Regions from separate parts of the Homo sapiens genome. Here region 1 is linked to region 2. A link is a contact called in ENCODE Hi-C or POLR2A ChIA-PET data. All regions are on one chromosome and are shown on one strand. The core of a region is the stretch at or near the end of the contact, and the rest is flanking DNA. Distances in the headings are between cores, read along the strand shown. Region 1 holds the start of RREB1 (ras responsive element binding protein 1). Region 2 holds the start of PRP4K (pre-mRNA processing factor kinase PRP4K).

What was found. Hi-C counts contacts between places; a loop is a spot of excess contacts on that map. ChIA-PET counts read pairs that join two places held with the same protein, here RNA polymerase II (POLR2A). Pooled maps may share reads with other maps.
Region 1: a loop to region 2 is called in a pooled map, with 4 times the contacts of the local background. The contact joins the promoter of RREB1 here to the promoter of PRP4K in region 2. A Hi-C loop is called at or near these places in 1 of 168 maps with a recorded cell type or tissue (ovary) and 2 of 50 pooled maps. POLR2A ChIA-PET finds 5 or more read pairs at or near these places in 1 of 52 experiments (T-cell).

What each region holds. Positions count from the first base shown.
Region 1 is chr6:7,105,925-7,113,073 of GRCh38, reverse strand. RREB1 (ras responsive element binding protein 1) reads right to left here and starts at 5,113. Exons shown (of 13, transcript NM_001003699.4): 1 at 5,014-5,113. RefSeq lists silencers at 3,745-3,834, 3,855-4,344, 5,135-5,354, 5,415-5,894 and an enhancer at 6,245-6,304.
Region 2 is chr6:4,016,906-4,023,726 of GRCh38, reverse strand. PRP4K (pre-mRNA processing factor kinase PRP4K) reads right to left here and starts at 2,427. Exons shown (of 15, transcript NM_003913.5): 1 at 2,261-2,427. The coding sequence starts at 2,301. LOC124901245 (a long non-coding RNA gene) reads left to right here and starts at 2,560. Exons shown (of 2, transcript XR_007059415.1): 1 at 2,560-4,907. RefSeq lists enhancers at 1,185-1,244, 2,287-2,596, 5,126-5,175.

The DNA of each region.
Region 1 (7,149 bases), core at 3,864-6,363, 3.1 Mb before region 2:
ATCTCCACCCTCTCCCATGCTTTCGTCTGAAGCACCTACTCACAGTCAGCCACCTCTACTGATGGGCAGACTGGCTAACTTCAGTACCCTTGAAGTCCCACCAGAAATAAGATGCACCGATCGCTCCCAGTCTCCTCCTCCCCATCCGCTTCACCCCAACCCGCCACTGCCAACGGCAGAGTGCAATCCCCAGCTACACTCGGCTGCAGTTCAGACCACGCTGAACACCAGAGAACGTGACAAGAGAAATTGGGCGGAGCACAGTCGATGACATTGCCGACAGGACTGCTAACAAAAAAGGAAAAACCCCTCTCCACCTTCCTCATTCTTTTACCTCCGTAGTAATGAAAACAACAGTAGTTTTCTTTTCTGTATTCTGCCTTCTATGGGAGTGGGGGAAATGAAAAATAAGTGATGCATTTCAGAGAGCACACCGTATGCCTCCCTCTGGGTTTCATACGGTGTACCTTTTACCTTTGATATAAGGTACCTGCAACCCTGCAACCCTCACCCCCCTGTGGAAATCACTGTCTGACCCTTGCTCTTTGAAAACTGCCATGGCTACTTCTACTCAAAAATCACTGTCTAAATCAGGAAAGAAAGAGAGAAAAGAAACAGAAAGAAAATACATTTATCAATTTCTTAATTATATTTGGACATAAAAAATATGACTCAACACTGCCTGTTCAATAGGTCAGATGTACAGAAATTAACCTTGAAGCAGGGAAACTTTTGGCTTACAACAGGCTTACCATTCAACCAAGAGATGATAGTTACTCATCATGGCTTCAATTAGATTTCAACCATTTTATCTCAATGAAAAACTTCAAGATACTTGAACATACTTTTGGCAGAAATGTAATGTACATCACACCTATTTTTGTTTTCTGACATTTGGCCAGTCCTTCCAAAGATACTCTGAACCTAATATAATTATTTTTAAAAAGATAGCTATGAACTGGGCGGAATAAACTGCACTAGGGAGGTGGAATGAAATGGAGGAGAAGCCCTATCAAAACCTAATCTAAGGGAATGGTAATCTCAGTAAAGGGGGAAAGAAAGCTATTGTCCCCTTATCAGGACAGACTACATTGCATACTTTCTACTGATACTAAATTGCATTTCTATCTTTGAATACAAATCTGTTTCATGCGGAATAAAAGACATAACTTTATGGATTATGCAGAATTTCCAAAACAAACCATGGAATCAGTTATTAATACTAGAAATAAGAGGGTACTATACACACAAATCCTCAGGAAGGTTCAACCTGAACACACTGGTAATAGTCAAGAAGTCCACCAGACAAGCTGCCATCTGACACCACAAGGCTGGTCATAGAGTACTGAACTTCAATTAAAGACACTTACAAAAGAAAGAGATTATTTAAATATAATAACAAAACCAAAACAAACTTTAACATCCTACCTTCCCAGGTCAAAGGACATAGAAGATTCAGAAATTAACTAAACCTAGTAAATAATGTAAAACAGGGAATGACTCCCTTTCAAAAATGCTTTGGTTAATTTTAGCATCCTTCTGTTTAGCTGCTTAGCAACCCTTATCCTATGACCTTCTAAGCACCACCTACTTTTCAGAAGGATAATGAACAGAAACATCAAAAGAATTCACTTCTGTTTCCAAAGAATATATTTAACCAATTCTTATAGGAGTTAAATTTATATTAATTATGCTGAGCAAAATCCTAAAAGGGTAGCATTTTAAAACTTCATTAACTAGGACATTTCCTTAGCTGAAGGTGATAAATGATGTTAGCAAGCAAGCATAAGATAGCAAGCAAAGACTTCCTAACTGACCTCAGAAGTGGAATAACGCAACAGTTCAAAATTGAAGAGCAAAAACGACCTAAGGCAGCTACACTGTACAGTGCCTGGCACACAGCAGGTAACCAATAAACTGCTGTTGATCAGATGCTGGACTAATACGTGTAGGTTTATTTTCTTCCTTCAACACGCTGTACCTGTGTTGGATACAAATAAGGCCTTGGGAGTCTGCCCGAAGAAATTTAAAAGACCCTTCAATCAAAAGGTCGCTTGTTGGATGATGTAACTAGTTAGGAATGGATGCACTACCTGTACCAGCTCAATAAGACGCATGTTCCCCATCACATAACAAATACTTGTCTGCCATAAGGGCTTAGAGTCTGATTTTCTGATGAGAAATAAAGCAGTATCTAGAAAAACCCAGAGAATGATATTCCACAAAACGGTAAGCATCGGCAGCATTTCTTAAGAGTATTACACATCCAGCAAATCCTCTTTAAAAACAAGACATTCTAAAATGCAACCAGTTTAGCAGTATTTTTAAGACAAAGACAATGCAAGTTCATTAACCTAAAATGGAGCACAAGCTAAGCAAATAACTAAATCAAAGAGTTCTTCTCTCCTTTTCTTTTGTAAAAATGGGGGAAAGGTATTTTTTTAACACATTTAAAACTTGATTAAAGCCATTCAAATGTTTAATTCATCAGTGTAACCAAAGCTCAAAGCACATCAAAGCAGGACCCATCAGCGGGTACCCAGAAGGCTCCCTCCAAAGGGCGGAGGTAAACACATACACACACACACACACACCACCCCTAAAATTAGTGATTCTGTCTTTGTATAAATTACTTGTAGAGTAGCTCGAACCCATTCCTTCAGAAGTTCTGTGGACTCTTGAAGATAGCACAAAACTCAACGTTTGTTTTTCAAAGAGGTTTTAGCCAACACTTTGGCCTCTATCTAACTCAGACTTCCGGGTTGAAATATGTCTTAGAAACTATACCTGCCTACTTGAAAAAGCACCAAATCTAGAGGATGATTTTCATGGGTGTGAAAAAACAAAACTAAACCACATTCTTTTCTTGGCAGTTCTCTTTTCCCCACCTTCCACTTCAATTAAACTTATTTCAGAATCAACTCGCACACATGCAGGGTCCACTACATATATAAAGGGGAAAAAAAATATCAAAAATAATGGAGATGCACTAGCAACTCTGCCTTTGCAGAAATCATTTCTTCTTAAGACAGAAATTCCTCGCTATTTCCAGCAACACCATTCAACAGGCAAACTTTATTTCCACTGGCTTTTAAAGAGCTAAGCTTAAATCTAAACTCTAAGAGGGTTCAATTTTCTACTAATGAAAACCCCCGGACAGGTTTTTCAACATACCAAAACGTTATATTTTTTTATTCACCCTTTTGTCTCTCTCCACATCCACCACCATCACAAGCAGCAGCAGCAGGAGCATCCTCAAACGAAGAAAACCCCTCCAAAGTGCCCCGAATGTGTGCTGCTGCTGGCTCTGAAGCCGTGTAGAATTTCGTAATGGAATGTGAACTGCTCGTCCGGATCTGGGCTCACGTTCTATCTCCTAACCAGTAAGGAGCGAGGGAGGGCAAATCTGCTGAGCAAGGAGAAATACTTTCCTCCTCTTTTATAACCCATCACGGATGCACGGCGGCCGAGGGGCGCGAGCTGCACGCGGCGCCTGTCAAGCGGCCCGGGCCCGCACCCCGTGGGGTCCCCGCGTCCCCCAGCTCCCCGCCCCGCCCGGAGAGAAAGGTGGCCTCGCCCATCGGTGGGCTCGGCCGACGCGCCCCGCACTCACGCGCGGCCGCGGAGCAGGTCACATCCTCGACGCGCCCTTGGCCCGGTCCAGAAAACACGCCGCTTCCCAGGGAGGGGGTCGGCGACGGGAAGGACCTCCCCTGCTCCTTAGCAACCATTAAGGTCGCAGTTTCCTAAGAGACCGCGAGCGGGGAGGGGGCGCGGGGGGCCCGGCCCAAGGCTTGTGCGGGAAGTTGGGGGCGGGGGGGGCAGCAACAGGCCCCCTCCCCCCACCCAGCTAGACGCCGGGGGCCGGGATGGGAGGAGGAAGGGAAGCCCCAGAACTCGTGAAAAACTGGTCCAGCGGGCGGCGGACAAAAGTTTCCGAGCGCGCTCCACAGCTGGGCGGCGGAGCGGGCCCCGGCGGCCGGCCCCGCCTCGGATGCTCCCGGCCTCCTTCCTGTGCTCGTGACGGCGCCGAGCCCCCCACCCCCCCCGCCCGCGAGGCAGGCTAGCTCCACACCGAGGGCTCCCACGAAAACACTCACCCCGCCAACGGAAGGGCGAGGGAACAATACGTGCCCGCACGGCTAGGGCCCGGTCCCCTCCTCCCCAGGCCCCCCGGGGCGGTGGTCGGCGTGACCACGACCGCCAGCCGGGAACCCGCGAGGGCGCGGGGCTGCCCGCGGCCCCCTCCCGGCCGGCGCCGTCCGCCCGGGAGGTTCAAAGTCCGCAGAGCAGGGCGCGGCGGATGCTCCCACCGAGCAGCCCCGAGCAGGCACCCCCGCGCGAGCACCCCGGGCAGGCACCCCCGGATACCTTAGGGCGGCGGCGGGAGGGCGGGCGCCGTCATCTCCGCGCTTCCCGGCCCGAGAAGGACTCGAAAGTATGTAGGAGAAAAGTTTCCCCTCCCACATGGGGGGGAGGATGTCGAGGGAGAGAGGGCGGAAGATGGAGAGCAGCGCTGGGAAGATGTTTCTGGCCGGCGGTGCGCGCACCATCCGAGTCCCGGCGGTGCTGGTTAAAAATAAACTCGGCGGCGCGGGTCGGGCCGGATTCCTGCGCTCGGACGGCTAATATGGATGCGCATCAGGTCCTGCTGGCGGGGCGCTGCGGCGGCTCGCGCTGGGAGCTGGTTGGCAGAGCCGGCGGCTCGGGAAAGGGAAAAGAGCGGAGGAAGGGGAGGAGGAGGAGGAGGAGGAGGAATGGCCCGGCGCGCAGCCCGAGGGGAGAGGGCTGCCCCGCTCATCCCTGGCCGCCCCGCCGGCCCGAGCGCACGCTGCGCGGAGTGGGGCGTGCGGGTCCCCGGCTCCGGGACACACCGAGTTTCAAAAGTACAACGCGCTCTGCAGACTTCACCCTCCCCATCCCCAAAGTTCTTTAAAAGGTCGCTCCGGCTGTGCCCCAGACTTCTCGCTGCCGCCGGCGTACCGCGAGTCGGAATCCGGGGCACGTACTTACGGCCGGGCAGGACGCTTGGCTCCCTGGCATGATGCGTTGGGGACCGGTGGGCTTCAGGGAGAGACCGAGGAGAGATGCAAACTTGTTCCGGAAAAGGAATCAAAATGGCGTTTCTGGATGTGCAAAGTTCATCAACTCCGCAGTCACTTCCCCTCCTCCTCTTCTCCCACAGGGAGGGAGGTGGGCGAGGAGCTGGCGACCCCGGCGCCCCAGCCGTCGTCCCGGCCCCCGTCTCGGCCCCCCGCCCAGCTTCCTCGCCCGCACGCTCGGAGTCTCGCTCTCCCCCTCTCACCCTGATAAGTAGACACATCACGTGTTGCTCCTGCGAGTCTCCTGGGGACGTGTTACTGAGCGGCCGCGGCGGCGGCGGCGGCGGCGGCGGCGGCGCTCGGACTGGGGGGGGTGAGGGGGAGGACCGCCGCCCCCGCCCCGACTTTAGCAGGGTGACCGCAGTTGCCATCCCGGGATGGATGGAGGTGGAGTCCCCTCCCCACCCCCCACCGCAGCCCCAGGTTTGCCCTACGCCCTCCCAAGGCGCCCCGGGCCATGGGAGGGCCGGGCTGCCCGAGGGGAAGGGTCCGGGAGGCCGCGACTGGCTGCGATCCCAATCGTCCCGTTGCTCGCGGGCCACCTTATTCGGCCACCGCGCCCCCTCCCCTGCAGCCCCTCGCCGCGGGCGACTCCCCGCCCCCGGCTTTCCATCACTTCACTCCGCAGTTTCACTATTTTAACGGAGGCGGGGGAGACACGGTGATGCCTCGGAATTGCGAGAGGGGCACCTCAGAGGCGCTGGAGTTGGGGGGATGGGGGGCGTAGGGCTCGGGGCCCTGGCCTGACGCCGCCCCTCTGGGTCTCCGAGGCATCTGCGAGGGGGAGCCCCGCCCGCGCCGTTTCCTTTCCACGCGGTCCTCGCTCTGCATCCAGGTGGGGCGAGTGGATGATGGGGCAGGAGATTAAGGAGCAGGCGCTTCACCCCGCCCCTAGCTTCGAGCCGTTTCTCTCCCGGGGCCATCCTTCTTACTCGGGCTGCCGCCCTGAGTGTGCTCGCCGTCTAACAAACTCAACTCCGACCCGACTTTGGTCCCCCTCCCTTACCCACACCCCACAAAGGATGCTTCAGCGGGGAACTGCCGTGGCCGCCAGGGGCTGAGGACGGTTCCTGCCGCCACTGTGTCCCCACCCCGCGATGGAATGGCTGATGCTGTGTCATCCACGTCGCCCTCCAAGGCTTCAGAGAAGCCACACGCAGTATCTCTTTCTCTCAGAGGGCTCCTGTTTCAACTCTGAAAAGCAGGGGCCCTTCTCCGAGCCGCTCTCCATCTCTCCAGCTCCTGCCACCACGCTTCGCACTGGCTGCCTTGCCCCAAGTTATCACGGAGCCCAGAGAAACCAGGCCTGGGCTGTGCTTCCTCCATAAAGCAGCTGACATGTTTCCAACTGTTAATACTTCTCCTACCGAGGTTCTGAAAGGGGTCTGTTCTCAGCCTTTGGAAACATCTTCAGAAAGATAAGGATGATTGTGGTTGTTGAAAATAAACACGCCCCCCCCCCCCCGCCCCCGTAGTTCTAAAGAAGAATGTCCAAAGAATACTACAGTAGAATTAAGCGTTTGAGTCTGGTTAGGCAAGATGATGTTATGCAGGCAGAAAGCTGGCTACTTTCTATTTACTATGACCTTTGACCCTGGCTCCACCACACCAGCTCCTCTGAGAAGGCTTGAACACCATGGAGAGTTGTAAGCCCAACTGTGGGCCTTTAATTTGAGCCCTTCCATTGACCTCTAGTTTTCAGGGCTGCAGACAGAAGTGTCTGTCTCGGGATGGGTCCTGGCCAGAATAGAACTCTTTAGAACCAAGGAAAAGCAGCTGGACCCTTAGGTCTGATATGAGATAAGTAGGCTAAACCACTGCCCAAGAAGGAGCTGATTCAGCTGGCTGTTTCTCTGACTTTCAGTCATCAAAATTAAGTTTTCGGAACCTGTTATGTTTCCCAGGGTCTACTGTTTACTGAAGAAAACTCCATCCAGAGAAATTTTAGCGGTTGCATTTTTCTGAGCCTCCCCCAACCCCGCCGCCCCCAAATGTATTATCAAATGCTTTTTTGAAGACAGGCCAGTCGTGGAGGAGATGGGCAGGT
Region 2 (6,821 bases), core at 1,178-3,677:
ATAAAATGAACAAAAAGAATTAATGTAGCTATAAAAATCAGAATGGGTCCAAAAGACCAACTAGTCTTAAAACATTCCCTCTGGTCTCTGCTTTGCCAAATCAGGTTTGAGAAATTAGTTCTCAATAAATTAGACATGTCACATCAAAAAATGTATCTTTCTGGGACAGTGGAAAAAAACAAAAATAATTTCATACTTGACAAGCAATTTAAAAAGAAGCCACATTGTATAGTGGGAGGCCAGACAGTACAATAGTTAGCAGCAGGGCTTTAGAACCAGACTGCCTGAGTTTAAATGGGTGTGCCACTGAGTGTGACCTTGAGCAAGTTACTTAATTTCTCTGTGTTTCAGTTTCATCATCTCTAAAATAAGGAAAATAAACGTATCTACCTCCATAGGGTTGTTAAAAGAATTAAAGCCTTCAGGGAGCTTAAAAGCTGCTTCTTATATTTATTCTTTCTAAATTTTCTGTTTTGAATAGATTCTATATAACTGTAAACTACTCAGTGTTCTCTAAAGAACTGTTGTAGACACTATATTCAGGGACTCACTATGAGCACCAGGCATAGTTTGCTTTCATACCAAATGGTTATCTTCTTTGTTAAATACTTTCAAACTACTGAAAGTGAGACATATACAGACCAAATATTCCATTTACACCAAGTGCTCTGTGGGGAAGGGAAGGGAAATTAAAGATTATCTCTGTTACTCATACAGCAGAGGCCTAAATATGTATTTTTGAAATTATTAAGTCTAATATTATTTGAATACAGTATGTGAATAAACTATGGCTGACCCACTCCTGGAAATGAATCTGAAACATCCCTAAAATCAAATAAATGGACATAATATTACAGAACTTTTCAGATTAGTAGAAAATGTAACCACATAGCATGAGATCTGCACGGTACTGGCATAAACACTGTAATTGTGCCACACAATGAACTTGGTGAGAAACAGTAAGAGGTTAAAGCTAATTTAAAACTTCAGAATCCATTTGTTCTCTGCTAAGTCAAATTGTAAAAATAATACAGCAGTTTTGAAAAGCCCTTAATTAAAAATTCCGTTTCTCTGCCTAGCTGAGTAATGCAGATGATTGAGGAGCCCAAAACTGGATGCACAGCAATTAAGTGTCAGGTTGTCTGGTGGCAAAGATTTCTTCTATCGCTCAGTCACAAGTTGCTGGGAGACTATACCTCTTTCTAAGATGGCTGGAAACAGATCAGACAGTGCAGATGCAAAAAAAAACAAAAAACAAAACAAAAAAAAAAAACGGTCGCTATAGGAACATTGCCGTAAAATCCATTCTCTCTGTTAAGGTTCTTGTTTGAGTTTTCCTAACATAGACATGAACAGCAAAATACTGCTTTAAGTTAACCAATGGTTAACCTTTGCAGCATACACTCGTATTTTTTTTTTTTTCATTTTTCATTTGGCCGCATGGATTCTTAATGTTAGCTTAATTATAGACATAAAGTGGTTTGGCAGTAGCTAGCAATTCCCACTACTCCTTCCACTCGTCCTCCTAAAGAAGGGTTATAAACTCAGGCAAAAAAAAAAAAAAAAAAAAAATGCCAGGCCTCAAAACCAAAGACTCTATCTTACTTTGCCTCAAGTTTGCAAGTTGGTAAAAAAGCTGCCGGTAGGCACTCAAAACAAAACAAAACAATACTGGGTGACTGCTGGACTAAAGAGTACAAGGTGACGAGATCAAGTATCCCGCTAGCCACAGACTAGCTCTGGGATGGCCAGAGAGTGTGACCCCAGCACCTCCGCTCTCTGCTTTCAGGTCCTAAACTGACACCAGTAAAAGGACGACTGGGGGTACCGCATGAGGAAGAAAAGACTTAGGGCTTGGCCCGCCTGCTGCCACTGACCCTCGTGTCCCCAACACAGATGCCGCTAAGAGCTGCGGCCAGGGAGCTCAGATGGGTCCCCAAAAGAGGCATAGGAAAGCGCGACCTCACTGCCGCGGCAGCCGCCACGCGCACCGGACCTGTAGAGGCCGCTCGCGCCTACGCCTCCCGGGGCAACGACGCGCGGCAGGCCGCGGCCGCCTTCACCCCAGCAGCCACGGCCTCTGGGAGAAGGAAGCTCGAAGGCCGCCTGCTCCCCATGCCTCCCACCCCACAACGAATCGCGCCGGAAAAAGCAAAGTTTGACTCTCGCCGTTAGGCCCGAACTTTCCCGCCACCCCGTGCAGCTCCCACTCGGCAGTCCCCGGGCTCCAGCTTCTGGCCCACTCACAGAGACTACTTACTCTGGCTGCTCCCGTAGCGACTGGGTCTCCGCGGCGGCCATCTTGAACTTCCTGACTCCTCGGCGGCGGTGGCGGCGGCTCCCGGACGGTGGAGGGTAGGGGAAGTGGAGGAAGAAGGAAAAGAGCTGCCGCGCATGTGCCGACCGTGTAGGGAAGAGCTGGGTTCTGAGTCCGCGCTAAGAATCCGGATATAAAACCCCACGTCCCGGGACTAGCGCAGGGCGTAGTGTCGCAGCTTCCGGGAGCATGGTGGGCGGTGCTGCTAAGGATTGAGGTCGAGTGTCAAGCTTGAGCTCTTCAGTCAATGCTAGAAATGGACGTTTAGTTATTGAATCCCGCTAACGAGGGGAGCCAACAAGAGAGGGATGTCGGCATCGGGTGTGCGGTTCCAAGAACTGATTGGCTGTGGAGATTAGAAGTTAGGTGAAAATTCTCTTAAACTCGGGCAAACGAATTGATGATTTTTCCCCTGGTCGGTGTTAGAGACACAGTAAATGCTTAACCATCTCGCTAGACAGCTCAACTGAAGTGGCATTAACTTCCCGGGAAAGTGTGTAGAAAGGCATTTTTAAATACTGTAAACTCGAACGTAAATATCTTTTAATGTGGAACTGTTACTACATTTAACACTGAACATCTTTTCAACTTTTACATAGTTCAAGGGTGACACGATTCAGTTCGTTATTTCCGTAATTGGAACGTGTAATGTTTTTTGGCCCAAGTTGCGTTATGTGATTTTGTTTTCTTCTATAACGACTCTACAGTAATGGGGTAGAATGGAATATTGTGGGGAAAACATTTACTGGCTCTTGGAGAACTCTCAAAACCAATTAGGTTCTTTAATTCCTCTTTAAAAAAATATTTCTCGCCTGGCGCTGTGGCTCACCCCTGTAATCCCAGCACCTTGGGAGGCCGAGGCGGGCGGATCACCTGAGGCCAGGATTTGGAGACCAGCCTGGCCAACATGGTGAAACCCCGTCTCTATTAAAAATACAAAAAATTAGCTGGGCGTGGTGGCGCTCGCCTATAATCCCAGCTACTCCGGAGGCTGAGGCAGGAGAATCGCTTGAACCCGAGAGGCGGAGTTTGCACTGAGATCACGCCACTGCACTCCAGCCTGGGCGACAGAGCAAGATTCCATCTCAAAAAAAAAAAAAAAATTATCCATACTTTGGAACCTGGAAGCAGCGTGACGATCACTTTCATTCTTGTAATCATCTGAGTTTGCCTTTGTCCTAGAAAATTGAGTTCGGAATCTCCAGACTCCATACATATCTCTTGATTTCCAGGGGAGAAGGGTTTTAAATGTTCTTACAAAATGTCTCTTGTTGCCTGAATTCCAAACGTTTTGAAATGTTAGGGCCGGGCGCGGTGGCTCACGCCTGCAATCCTCTAGCACTTTGGGAGGCCGAGGCGGGCGGATTGCCTGAACTCAAGAGTTCGAGTCCAGCCTGGCCAACATAGCGAAACTCCGTCTCTGCTAAAAATACAAAAAATTAGCCGGCGTGGTGGCGCCTGTAGTCTCAGCTACTCGGGAGGCTGAGGCAAGAGAATCGCTTGAACCCGGGAGGCCGAGATCGCGCCATTGCACTCCAGCCTGGGCAACAAAAGCAAAAACGCCGTCTCAAATAAATAAATGAAATAAACTTAGTAAACTATTTTTAAATAATGTTAAAATTAACGGTGTACGTAGTAGAACTGTGAGAGATCTCATCTTGGAAATAGAGTGATATACTTGAAGGCAAGAGATTGGGTCAGGTACTATTAACACGTTTTACACATGAACAAACCGACACTAAGAGGTAAGGTAATTTGCTTATGATTGAGTTCCCAAGTACAAAGCTGATTTTTGAACTAAAATCTGACTCGAAAATCTGCTCTTTTCTTATCAGGCTGCTTCCTACAAAAATATAACCTCGCTTAGCATCTGCTTGTTAAGCATCCACCCTCACAGCTCTTTGGCATTCAAATGTTTGTTGAGTAGGGGTAATAGAGCACTACGTTCGAATCAGAAAATGCCTTATTTTTCCTTGCTTGCAAGAGCCTATTATAAATAAATGCCTTGTTTTCGCTGTGTCTCTTTCTTGTTGTCGAGAGCTCAGGCTGGTCTTAATTTCTGCAACCATAGTATTATCTCCCAGGTCTCCTTCTGCCCTGTGTATTTTGCAGTTATGCTTTATGTGGAGATGAAGCATCCTAAGTGTGGAGAACGATATATGGGGCCCGAACAATAGGTGCTGAAGCCAGATTGTGTGACTAAAGTTGGTATTTGAACAAACCAAGTGTTTATTTTTTTAAAGAGCATGGTAAAAACTAAGTTTCAAAAATCGATGCTGGCAAAAATTTCCTTGAAAAAATTCTCACCAAGTTCACTTGCACGGTACTACCTGGGGAATGAAACACATTTGTCAAGGACACGCCCAAAACTATGTTGCTGTTGTAATTTTCAAAGACTGGGAACTGCGGCAGGGGGAGTTACAATTAAAGCAAACATCGGCGTATCAGTTTATTCATTCAGCAAACGTTTATGAAGCAACAAACGTATGCCCAATATTTCAGTCTTGCTGCTCTTCCTCCCCAAATTCAGGAACCTTTGCAACGGAAAGCGGCCTCGGGCAGGCGCCTTTTGAGCAGAGGAGTAAAACCGGTAAGTCAGCAGTGGAACCCGCCTCCCCGGAAATCCTTGGAGGGGGCGGGGCCCTGGGGAGCGCGCTCTTCCCAGCGGCAGCTGGGGAGGCGCATGCGTACTTGCGTCATCGTTGGGTAGCAGCGGGGAGGCGTGGGAGGATCTGAGGCCTGCGGTGGGCCTTGGTCCCTTCTCTCCCCGCCCCGAAGCCGCCTGCTCAACCTGAGGGCCACCGGCCTCTATCCGTCGGTGCCGATGCTCCTTGCTTCCCAGCCAGAGCGTCTCATCTCTGGGCCCGGAGCCCCAGGCTCGTTCTCCTCAGCCCCTGCCGGCGGCGGCGCTCTTGCAGCCATTCCTGTGAGGTCGTTTTTCGGAGCAGCCGGGCCGGCCGAGGAGTAAGTAGGCGCCAGAGTTCTAGCTCGGGCATCTGCCTCGGGGCCCTGTCGCCGCCGCGCCCCGGATCCTGCGTTGGTCCTGTCCGATAAAGCGGAGGTCGGCCCTGCTTGCTGACGAGACCGTAAAAACCACGGCGCTTGGCGCCCTGCCGCCGCCACACCACACCAAAGTGTACCTGCCCGAGGCTGGCTTCGGGCGCGAGCTTGCATTTGTGACTTTCTCTTACCGTCTTTGTTTGCTTCGTTTTAAGTATTACTTCCAGATAAGGGACACATTCTCGAAATACTTTGAAAACAGTTTTGAATTTTGTTCCTCCCGTTGAAACGGATTAAATTTGGACCTTTCAAGCTACACTGTGCAATCATCAATCTCAATAAGCTCTTAATAGGCTCATTCTTCCGTAGGCTACAAACAAAATAAAGATCATAACATCCTGCGGAGGAAGCCATTGGTCCATGTAGAGTCGCCAGATGTCAATTAAGAGTAGATCGCTTTTCAGAGAATACTTAACGACTCTGGTTTAGACCTAGACTTGGAACTTTGAGGTGTTTGGAACACTGGGCAGAATTTTCCTTTGTTACAAAACAAAGTTTATGAGAACGTAATTTGTTTTTGTTGTTTTTGTTGTTAGTATTGAAGCAATTTTGGTGCAAACCAAAGGATAACAAAGCAAAACAATGAAAATCACCCAGAGTTCCATTACCCACACTGAACCAACTTGAATATATTGGTTTATTTTGGCTTTTTTCCATATGAAATGTTAAATTTTCTTGTACTCACGTGTAGAATATGATAGTTTGCTCTTTCATGTAACATGTCTCCCAATTTTTACATACATAATTCTAGTTTCAGTAAGCATTTTTATAACTACACTCTTTTTCCTTTGTTATTGTATGTCTAGGTTATTTCAACTTTGCACTGTTGCTTGTAACTACTATGTGATGAGGCAGTAGCTAGATTAGTATTTAGAACGTGAGCATTCAAGTCAGGCAGACCTGGGCTTCACAACTTACTGTGCAATTTCAAAGAGTTTAACTTTTTTGAGCCTCATTTTACACAGTAACATGGGGATAATGGTTCTGATTGCATAGAATTATTATGAGAGTAAGATGAAATAATGAGTGGAAGTGCCTGCAGCATGTATTGTTAGTAAATGCTGTATTACTGCAGGCAAATTTTTCTTTTGTTGTGGTTTTTTGGTGACATGTATGATTTATTTCCAGATTTTGAATATACTTAAATACTATTAACCACAGTAGGGGTATGGGGTTTGATCCACAGCTTTTCATATATTTTATACAATATATTGTGTGTTTGATACACAGCTTTTCATATACTTTATTATAAGTAACACATGAATTAGAAATAATTTTTCACAATAGGAAAAACTTTTTAAAAATTAAAATTTATAATCCTGCTAACCGTAGGTGAATAGTCACATTTTGGGCAATCCTTTTTTATGCATATATATGTAGTGGTTTTATTTTATTTTATTTTATTTTTATTTTTTGAAACGGAGTCTTGCTCTGTTGCTCAGGC